Linked DNA regions of Homo sapiens: region 2 is linked to region 1. Evidence: read pairs that join two places in POLR2A ChIA-PET (ENCODE). Cell type or tissue: A673. All regions are shown on one strand. Links, peaks and the distances in the headings refer to the core of each region. The heading gives the core; the rest is flanking DNA.

Evidence for each region. Peaks named below come from ENCODE experiments on the same cell type or tissue, not always from the same donor. Only the 100,000 strongest peaks of a DNase experiment are listed, where the experiment ranks them.
Region 2: POLR2A ChIA-PET joins it to region 1 with 6 read pairs; 3 of 35 experiments call an interaction of 5 or more read pairs at or near these places.

The regions. Positions count from the first base shown.
Region 1 is chr11:108,907,860-108,913,209 of GRCh38, forward strand. All of the region lies in intron 16 of DDX10 (DEAD-box helicase 10), which reads left to right. Among named protein-coding and RNA genes, the nearest start is that of DDX10, 250 kb to the left of the region's middle. RefSeq lists an enhancer at 5,334-5,350. In A673, for the core only: no CTCF peak of the experiment used is centred there; no DNase peak of the experiment used is centred there.
Region 2 is chr11:109,956,165-109,961,514 of GRCh38, forward strand. The region is part of intron 1 of LOC105369484 (a long non-coding RNA gene); the gene reads left to right. Among named protein-coding and RNA genes, the nearest start is that of ZC3H12C, 130 kb to the right of the region's middle. In A673, for the core only: no CTCF peak of the experiment used is centred there; DNase peaks (open chromatin) are centred at 2,127 and 2,607; H3K4me3 peaks cover 665 bases; H3K27ac peaks cover 1,500 bases.

The DNA of each region.
Region 1 (5,350 bases), core at 137-5,136:
TTTCTAGGAGGCAGATAAACTAAAAATATTGCAAAATATTTTTGTTAATATTACAACATTATTATTAAAAAGTGATGGGGCCAGGCTGTTAAAATTTAACATCATGGTGTGGGAACCATAATTTCTCAGCACTGTCAGTTGCTCTTGTGTTTCCTGTTCTGCACATCTGCCTTAGTAAATACATACTCACTTTCAGTAATGCATTTAATAACATCACTAACCTTTTTTGTGTTCATAATTCAGAAAAAATTTTAATTTCTTCTCTAAATAATTTAGTGCCTAGGATTTATAGCTTGGGGAAATCTCAAAATCAGTCTATCTTTAACTACTGAGGATGGTCAGCTATCCATAGCAATCAATTTTTATTTTAAATTTAAAAACTATGAAGAATTAATGCATTCTTGGAAAGTTGTTTTGAAGTTTAGTGGAAACAAAATGTGTTTTGATTACCTCACTTTTCTGTAAAATTTTCTTTTTAATCTTTACATTCCTTGTCGGAATCAAAAATAGTTTATAATAAATTTTGGAATTTTTCCTCTTCATGAAATTTCAAAGTTGACATTTTGCTTTTAATTCATACAATATGGGAAGACTTTAAGTCCTAAATGGAATTAAATAACTAAAATTTCAATTCAGTTCTTAAAGGTTATTTTGTTTTTATGAATGCTGTATGGCATGTAGGAACGTAATAAAGATAATTCTCTGTATTTAGGCTTCTAATATATTTTCTCACTGATAATCACTGACAGCCTAGCATGACTAGGGCAACAAATTAGGAAATTTGTTTTAAAAATCAGGCAGTGGGTCTCTAATACATTAAATATGTTTTTACTCTTGTGTCCCATTTATATTTGGTGTCAGACAACAGACATTACCATGTACTTTGCTGAGTTCTGGGGGAATGGAAATGAAAAGTGTGTTATTATGTAGCATATTTTAGGGTGTTACTGTGTGCCAGGTACTCTAAGTGCTTTACCTATGTTGTTTCATTTCACCTGCACAGTCGTCCTGTGAAACAGATGCTTTTTACAAGTTTTACTGAAGAAACGATGCTTAGAAATACTTGATGACTTGTGTTATCAGGTATAGTATAAAGAAACATGTTTGGTCTTTGTCCCTGGTTCCTGGACAGAACACCCTTAAACCCCTGGGATTTCCTGAGTGACAGGAGTGTCTCTGGTTTTACTTAAGAAGTCACCTTTCAGCACTTGGCATTTATACTAATGAGGTGGCTTAGGGTGGCATCTCTAGATAGCTTCAGGGTAGAGGCTGGTTACCAGAAAGACCAAACAGTTGATTAGAGGGTGGAGCTTTTAGCCCTATTCCCCCCACCTCCCTGGAAGGGAAGGGTGGCTGGAGATTGAATTATAAAAGCCCTTGAAAAGTGAGTTCAGAGAGCTTCTGCATGGGCAGACACATTCATATGCTGGGACGGTGGCCCACCCAGGAAGGGCATGGAAGTTCTGTGCCCCACTCCCGCCCCTTCCCTTGTCCTGTGCCCCACTCCCGCCCCTTCCCTTGTCCTGTGCCCCACTCCCGCCCCTTCCCTTGTCCTGTGCCCCACTCCCGCCCCTTCCCTTGTCCTGTGCCCCACTCCCGCCCCTTCCCTTGTCCTGTGCCCTACTCCCGCCCCTTCCCTTGTCCTGTGCCTCTTCCTCTGGCTGTTTCTGAGTTTAGGCCTCCATAATAAATGGGCAATCATTAAGTAAAACCCTTTCCTGAGTTCTATGAAAAGTTGTAGAGAATTATGGAACCTGAGAGGGGCCTGTGGGAACCCGTGAATTTGTAGTCTACTGGCCACTGGTGTCCGAAGTGTGGGCAGTCTTGTGGGACTGAGCCCTTGACCTGTGGGATCTGTGTTAAGACACTCTGCATGGTTATTGTCAGAAATGAGTTGTATTGTTGGGCACCTGTTGGTACCTGTTGGATTGGTGTGAAGAGACACCATGCATTTGATGTTAGAAGGCACCACAACAGGCAAGAAGCAGCAGAGGGTGTTCCAGGAGAGAAATAGCATGCACGAAGACTTGAGGTGGAAAGAGGCTTGACTAGTGCCGGTATCTGAAAGAACGTGTTGTAAACAGGTGTCTTACATTATCACATGTGAGATTTGAAATCTATTTCAGAATTCTAATTACAACACAGAATTGGAGTGATCAGAATTGGGGAAAGAATACTTGCAGGAAGACGTATTAGGCAGCTGGCGCAATATTCTAGGCAAAAAAAAAAAAAAGGCTTGGGGGCCAAGGATAAGGAAAGTGGAGATTACCACATGTAAGGTATCATAGGAAACACCTGCATGTTTTACAAAGCTTATAAAATACACTTGATACTGGAAAAAACAAAAACACTGTATAGGCACATCCAAAGTTTTAATGATGAGATTTGAGATTCAGGGTGATGTAGGAGAAAACCCCTTGTGTATGTCCAGGTTTGTATGACCTTGGTAAGTAATTTAGTCATCAGAATCACAGTTTTGTAATTTCAAAAATGGGAACAATAAATCTTTTTGACCTACTTCATAGGCTTTGAAGATCAAGTAAGATAATCTATGTTAAAGCACTTTGTACGTTTGTTGTAGGAGAATGCCACATCTTATTTGTGTTTCTTGCCATTATCAAAACCAAAACAAAAATAACCAGTCAGGTAACATTTCTGTTTTGGGATATTTTCACCTGACCTACTTGTAAATGAGTTTTCCAACTAACTGTTTTAAGAAAAGTCATTCCTGTTTTAGGTGAAGTAATTTCCTCAGAGGTTCTTAAACTGTATTTCAGGAACTGCCAGTTATAGAGGTGACACTGATCTCTTCATGTGGGTAAAATACTCCCCCTTTCTGCCCAGGGCTTTAAGAGAGGAGCGTGCATGCGTGTGTGTGTGTGTGTGTGTGTGTGTGTGTGTGTGTGTGTGTGTGTGTGTGTGTGTGTGTGTCTGTGTGTGTCTGTGTCTGTGTGTGTCTGTATGAGGATGATAGGGGGTTCTTGTTTTGAGCAGGCTGGAAGGGTGGAGAAAGATGAGAGAACTAGTCAGTGAGGGGGTAGTGGTGGTAACTTGCAACTTGGAAATATGAAGAGAAAGAAGCATGTTGACAGCCAGAATGCATAATCAGTCGGCCACATGTTAGGGGATCCATAAGGTGAAAACTGCTTTCTATCTCTATCAAATGTTAGACATTTAGCAGGGCTTGTGGAATTGATTCGCTCTTGATTGACTGCTCCCCAGAAATAGCAGAACCTGGCTTTCATTTTAATGCTTATGTGGGTAACGGTTCTAGAACAGCTCATTTTGTTATCAGGGCAGGGACATGATTTTGTTCACTGCAGCATGTCCAGAACCTAAAAGTGTGTCTGCTATACATAATAGGTGCTAAATAAAGATTTGTTGAATGAAGACATCTTTGTCTTAATCCATTTGTGCTGTTATAACAAAATACCTTAGATTGGGGGTAATTTATAAACAACAGAAGTTAACTGCTTGCAGTTCTAGAAGGTGGGAAGTCAAAGATCAAGGTGCCAGCAGATACAGGGTCTGGTAAGGACTTGTTCTCTGCTTCATAGATGGTACCTTCTTGCTGTGTTCTTCACGTGATGGAGGGGCTGAGCAAGTTTCCTCAGACCTCTTGTAAGGGCACTAATCTCATTCAGATAGGCTCTACTGTTAGGACCTAACCAGTTCCCAAAAGCTTTGCCTCCTCTTCTTTTTTTTTTTTTTTTTTTTTTTTTTTTTTTGAGACAGGACCTAGCTCTATCACCCACTGGCGTGCAGTGGCATGATCTTGGCTCACTGCAGCCTCTGCCTCTTGGGCTCAAGCCATTCTCCCACCTCAGCCTCCCAAGTAGCTGCAAACTATAGGAGCGTGTCACCATGCCTGGCTAATTTTTTTGTAGAGATGAGGTTTCACCATGTTGTGCAGACTGATCTCGAACTTCTGAGCTCAAGCAGTCCATCTGCCCTGGCCTCCAAAAAAGCTTTGCCTCTTAATACTATCACTTTGGGGGTTAGGTTTCAACACATGAATTTTGTGGGGGACACAAACATTCAGACCGTAGCATGTTTTTGTAAGGCATCCTCTCAGTGTTAATTAAACTGCTGTCTTCTTGGTTTCTATATTTAAGAGAGGTCTGATGTGTACGACTAAGCTTCTGTGTATATTCTCTTAAATATATTATGTACCTGTCTCAGTCACTTTGGGCTGCGGTAACAAAATTCCATAGACTAGTAATTTAAATAACACACATTTCTCAGAGTTCTGGAGCCTGGAAAGTTCAATATCAAGGTGCCAGTAAATTTAGTATCTCCTGAGGGCCTGTTTACTGATTTGTAGATGGCTTCTCACGTGGTGGAAGGGGACTTAGCTAGTTCTCTAGTTCTTCTTTTAAGGGTGCTAATTCCATTCATGAGGGCTCCACCCTGATGACCATCACATTGGGATTAGGGTATGGACATATGAAAGAAGAGGGGTACAAACATTGTGCATTATAATACCCCTGTAATCCATAGAGTCTAGTTGATTCTCCTTCCTTAATATTTCTCATACCGATCCTCCACCTTCATCTCCACTGCCACTTCCTTCATTAATTATTATAGTTTTAAAACTGATATCCTTCCTTCAAATGTTATACCTTCCAACCACCCTTTCTATTGCTGCATTTCTAAGGTACTAATTTAGTTTCCTGCTAAAATGCTTAAACAGTTTTCCCTTACTTACAGCAGTGAGTTTCCAGCCATGGTGTCCTAACACACTGACATAACTGGGAACGGTGTCAGGCAAACTTGTCTTCCATTTGATTCCTAAATTAGATAGCTACAAAGATAAAAAAGCTACATACCCTCCTCACAATTTGCCCACAAGGATATTCCTGTGGAGAAAGGACAGACAAGAACTCAAAGTCATCCCTCTGCTCATGTGAGAAAAATGCTTATCTGAGTGTTTCCTCTGCCCTATTGCTTCACTAAGCCAGACTAAGGCATGAGTGACTATTCCTCTACCTCCACCTCACATGTCAATTGTGTATTTAGTAAGAGGCTAATCAGAGACTCAAAAGAATGCAATTGTTTGTCTCTTATCTACCTATGACCTGGAAGCCCCCTCCCTGCTTCAAGTTGTCCTGCCTTTTTGGACAGTTGTGAGGTGATAGATATTTCAGAGAATATTTGACTCATGAAAATAAGTCAAAAGGAGGTAAAAACGAGGATGGTTCTGTCAGCCCAAAACATCTGAGACAAATCTCAACCAATTTAGAAAGTTTATTTTGCCAAGGTTAAAGGACACACCCATGACACAGCCTCAGGAGGTCCTGAGGACATGCGCCCAAGGTGGTCGGGGCACAGCTTGGTTTTATACATTTTA
Region 2 (5,350 bases), core at 180-5,179, 1.0 Mb after region 1:
GGAGCGAACCCACCAGCCATCAATGACTGCATGACGCCTTTCCCCCAGTTCTTTGCTCTCAACAGTAATTCCCTTTGCCATAACTTTCTGTTTTCTGCAGTGCCAGCCAGTCGTGACTGGTTGTGGCATCTCTAACAAAAGATACTGGATGTTGTTTTAAAGTCCCATGGTTGCATTTCAGAGCTAAAAATAGGACTATGCTATATCATCTGATATTTTCAGATGATCAGCTACACCACTTCCCTCCTTTCTGAAACTTACAGAGGTAAGTGAATTTTAAAATTTTGTTCTTTGAACAGCTCACTTTAGAGAACAATAGAGCCATTACACAAGCATACTTAATTTCAACTCTATACATTTAGCCCATTTCCCCCAACCCACTTTCCCCTCATTTCATGGGCTACTAAAAATATAGAACTAAATAGTGTGGCCCACCTGGAAATGAGTGTGTACACTGTTTAGCCTGAATGAGTGCTTGTGTGTGTTAAAGGAACAGGCTGCCTTCCAGGTGTCACCTCACATTTGGTTTCATTTTACTTTTCTCTAGTCATATGCCTTTGCCCTGACTTCCATGCCTGTTTTTACATTTTATTTTACAGAAATTATGTATTTCTGTAATGCAGTTTATAAAAATGATAAGAATATTAATCAATGTGCTTACTTTCATCAGCTTCAGTCAAACTTCTATTTACCCATCTTCAAATTATTTGCTCAAATTATATCTACAAGGCAAAAGGAAAGTAAATAAGGAAAGAATCCTGCTACTGAGGATTAAAAGCACCTTTTACATAATAACTAATGAATTTTGCAGACTGGCTGTGAACATGGCTGACAGCATCAAATAGATATGCCAGTGGTGAATTTTTGCTCTGTCCATGTGAATATAACCTTAATTTAAGATCATAATAAAATTTGAAACAGTGAAACAAGAGTGAGATTTAACCTCATTAAGATCAGGGAGCACATCTTCTTTCAATAACTATTTCAAACACGTTTACATATAGACTCACGCAGGCAAAGTAACCACAATTACTGTTTTTAAAGTGAAATACGTTAATATGTTACCTATTCTACAGAAACACGTAAGAACCTTCGGAAGCAAAATAATAACATCATTTGAAATATGAATAGTTACCCGAAAACCTATAGCAATCCAAAGCCAAATTTAAGATGAACAAACTTAAGATGTCCAAAATTTAAGTTGAGACAGCCTTTTGCTCTTGGCAAGCTACAAAATAAATACAAGTTCCCCTCCCTTTATGTCACACACACAATTTAGGGGAGCTCACTTGGACAATATTTGTACTGTGATACATAACGTCATCTAGAATATAAGTCAGAGTACCCAGCTATTTCTCTCTTTTGTGATTATTCACTTTAAAATTACAAGTTCTGATTCATTTTTAGATTTCAAATGATCAAAACTTTTATCTGTTTTTAAAATGCCTATATTCCTTGGTTTTCTCTAATCAAGGAAGTGAATAGGTATCTTAGCAAGAGAGGTCATGGGGAAGATTGCAAGCATTATACTATGCACTGTTGAGTGGGTTCAGAATAGTTTATATTATCATAAAAACAAATTGACATCAATAGCATAATTGCTGCATGAATAATCTTAGAACAAGTGAGACCTTTCAAGGCTTTTTTATTGTAAGCAATCATTATGCTCACCACATAAAACAAATGCCTTCTGGGAACTTTTAAAATAAGACTCAGCTTTTTCTAGCTTGTATTTCTTGGTTTCAACATGAGATATCTAAAAGATGAAAGAAGCTGTTCTGGCTATAGGGATAATACTGTGTGTAGCCATGGGTGATTTATGCAGTAAATTAAGGGAAAAAGTTGCACATGTAATGAGATATTGGTGAGCGAGTTCTCATTACCATCATAATATTTGGCACCAAAATTTAATAACTCCTTTTGCATGTGAATGCAAAAAAAGAGCATTTTAACATTAATTAAAAGCCCATAATCATACTGGATGAAAGAGAGAATGTTAACCCAACTTTACATATGAGATACGGAGTCACGGAGATTAAGAAAATGACCCAGGCAGATTTTTTAAATTATTCATAATGCCACAATATGTCGATGGTGAAAGGGAAATCAGCATAGACTCCCACAACTACCGCTGTTCTCATCATTGCCTTGTATGGAACAGAAGCCTGGTAATTAGGGCTTCTGATTTCTACAGATGTTCCCACTCCCTCTTCTGCCCTGCATTCCCTCAGCGCTAATGAATTCAGTATTAATTTGCAATCGATGATTGAGAAAATAAAAAGCTGTCTTCAATTCCTTTAGGGCAGAAAACAGTTCTTTAATTTTCTCTGAATTTCCCCATATTTCTCTGGTTCAGCTTCATGAAATGTGCAAGCAAAGAGTTCCTAGGTTGAGCAAACTTAAAGGGGTTTCTTTACTCCAAAAATTCTCGGAGCCTTGACTATACCGATGTACATTGCAAAGCTCCAAGAAAGAAATATTACTTGCAGATTTATGTGACCACAGAATCTGCGTTTCATGGATGTGGTAGGCAGAATAATGGCCTCCCAGAGATGTCCATTTCCTAATCCCTGGAAATTTACAAGGCAAAGGGGATGGAACTTTACAAGGCAAAGGGGAATTACAGTAGCAAATGGAATAAAGGTTGTTAATCAGCCAATCTTAAAATAGTGAGGTTATCCTGGATTATCTGTGTGAATCCAATATAATCACAAAGGTCCTTAAAACTAGAACCGGAAGGCAGAAGACAGTGTCAGAGTGATTTAGCATGAGAAACACTTGACCAGTCATTGCTGGCTCTGAAGATGTCAGGAGGCAGAGGAGTATGGGAAGCTCCAGCCTCCAGAAGGAATGCAGCACTGCTGATACTTTTATTTTAACCCAGTGAGACCTCTTTCAGATTTTTACCTCCAGAACTGTAAGATAATAAATTCGTGTTGTATTAAGCCACCAAGTTTGTTGTAATTTATGACAGCAGCCATAAGAAACTAATACAGTGGGGCCCATTAATGTCTTACTAATACCTCCCAGAATTATAGTTCTGTGTTACAATTTTTAGAGAAATGCTATTCAACCTGTAACAGGGGCCCACATCAGACTGTCAATCAATAAATATTATAGACTGAATAATTCATTTTTTTTGTATGAGAATTGTTAGTATTTGGTCATTAAGCCAGCCCATCTGTTAGCCTATTTCACTATCTTTGCATTTTATAACAACAATTTCTACCAGCCATTTTGAATCATGAAGCAAAAATGCATTTACTTTAAATGATGCTAAAATAAACGGTATGGAATAGATTCAGTGCATCTCAAATTTTAATGTGCATGCAAACCACCTGGAGAATCCTCTTAAAATGCAGATTCTGATTCCGTAGCTCTGGCATGAGAACTGAGAGTGTGCATTTCTAACACGCTCCCAGGTGACACCAATGCTGGTGATCTGTGGACCAAACTTTAAATAGCAAAGAACAAAAGAGGACAACCCCTGTCATACCCTCTATTCCCTGCCATAGAAACCTTTCTGTTCTCCCTGTAGTCCCAGCTACACGGGAGGCTGAGGCAGGAGAATGGCATGAACCCAGGAGGTGGAGCTTGCAGTGAGCCGAGATAGTGCCACTGCACTCCAGCCTGGGTGACAGAGCGAGACTCTGTCTCAAAAAAAAAAAAAAAAAAAGACTTTTCTGATCTCCCAGGTGGAATTAGGCAAATCCTCCTTGCTCTGCTTTTAGGACCATTACTGATCCCAAACAGAAAATATTCAAGGAATTTTAGTTTAATACTTAGAAGACTCAGCTTCTAGTTAATACAGTATATTTGTAAATTATAAAATAAATATAGTCTCATGAAAGACAATTCATAAAATAGAAGAAAGAGTAATTTTAATCATCCACAGTCTCAGCACCCAAAGATATGCCTTATTAACATTCCAATGTCTTTCCTTCAAGACTTCTTTCTCTACAGAGATTCTGTTTTACATATTTGACATCATATTGCATATCTCAATTTTTTAATCAAACATCATGTATGCACATATATACATATAAAGTGGTGACAGATTGAATTATTGGTCTCAATTCTTCACTCCTCTCTAATAGAATTATATATCCACACTCTTGCCACTCTGGGGAAGAGCATCCCAATTTTTCTCCCTTCTAATAGAAATATGTCTTTACTTTCGCCAGGCTGGTGAGCAGAGAGTTATTCCCAACACCTTGACTTTGGGATTAATCAAGTGATTTACATTGGCCAAAGGGTTATTAGTGGACAAATATTTTTTAATGTAGGTTTTATTATTTAAGATATGGCAAAGCCAACAGATCAGGAGACAGCTACCACTGTAAACATAGTTTGTTACACTCAACAGACCCCAAGACAAAAGGGCATGCCACACCATAATGCAGGGCCACATGGGGAAGCACCAGGGTCAGTCAAGGGCAGAGGAAGCAGGGAGAAGATTTTATTGTCATTTCTGCGGGAAAAATAATGGGCAAGGCAGGGTAAGCAGGTTTAGGATTGGCCACTTTGAATAATTTCAGTGGACTCTATGGTACAGTTGTCTGGTATTTGGTCCTGGAGTATCGGCCCAGAATGTAAGAGTTCATTAATGGAGGTGTTGGGGGGTATGAGCTCTGGAGTAGTTGGTTTGTGTATGAAAGGTGCACTCTTAGGCCAGTAGTTTGCTATCTCTAGGAATTAGCTAACCCTGGGAGAAGTAGTCACTCCAGGGTCAGCAAGGCCCCAAGATGTCAAAGCATCAACAAAAACAGAGTATAAAGACATGATTACCACAGCATGATGCAAACAAGGGCTTGGAATGTGCTGATGTGGTTGGGCTTGTTCTCTTGCAATGTGATTGTCTGCAATGAGAAAAGCTCATGCAGCCAGGGTTGCAGAACAACCACACAGGGAGCAGGCCTGGACCCAACTCAAGGTCAGGAGCTAAGCCCAGCTGACTCCCAGCCAGCAGCGGAGGCAAACCCCGGCCAGTCCACATAAGCCAGAAACTAATGCTTACTGCTGCCTGCCTCTGAGATTTTGTGGTTGTTTGTTATAGAGCATTATGGTGGCAATAGCTGAATATGTTGGAAGTGGGGTCCTGCCATAACAAATCCCAAAATATGTGCCATCAGCTTTAGGACTGGAAATTAGACAAGAAGAATATTGTTCTAAAAGCCTGGAAAAAATGGTGGTCCATGTTATATAGTAGTGAAAGTAAAGCATTTGTTTTAACTGTTACTTTCAATAAACCAAAAGACAGACAATGGACCTGATAAAGTTGGGATGATGACCAAGCAAGTTTCAATTCGCAATGCTGATAGGGTAAGCGGGTTGTTGAATTGCATTTGAA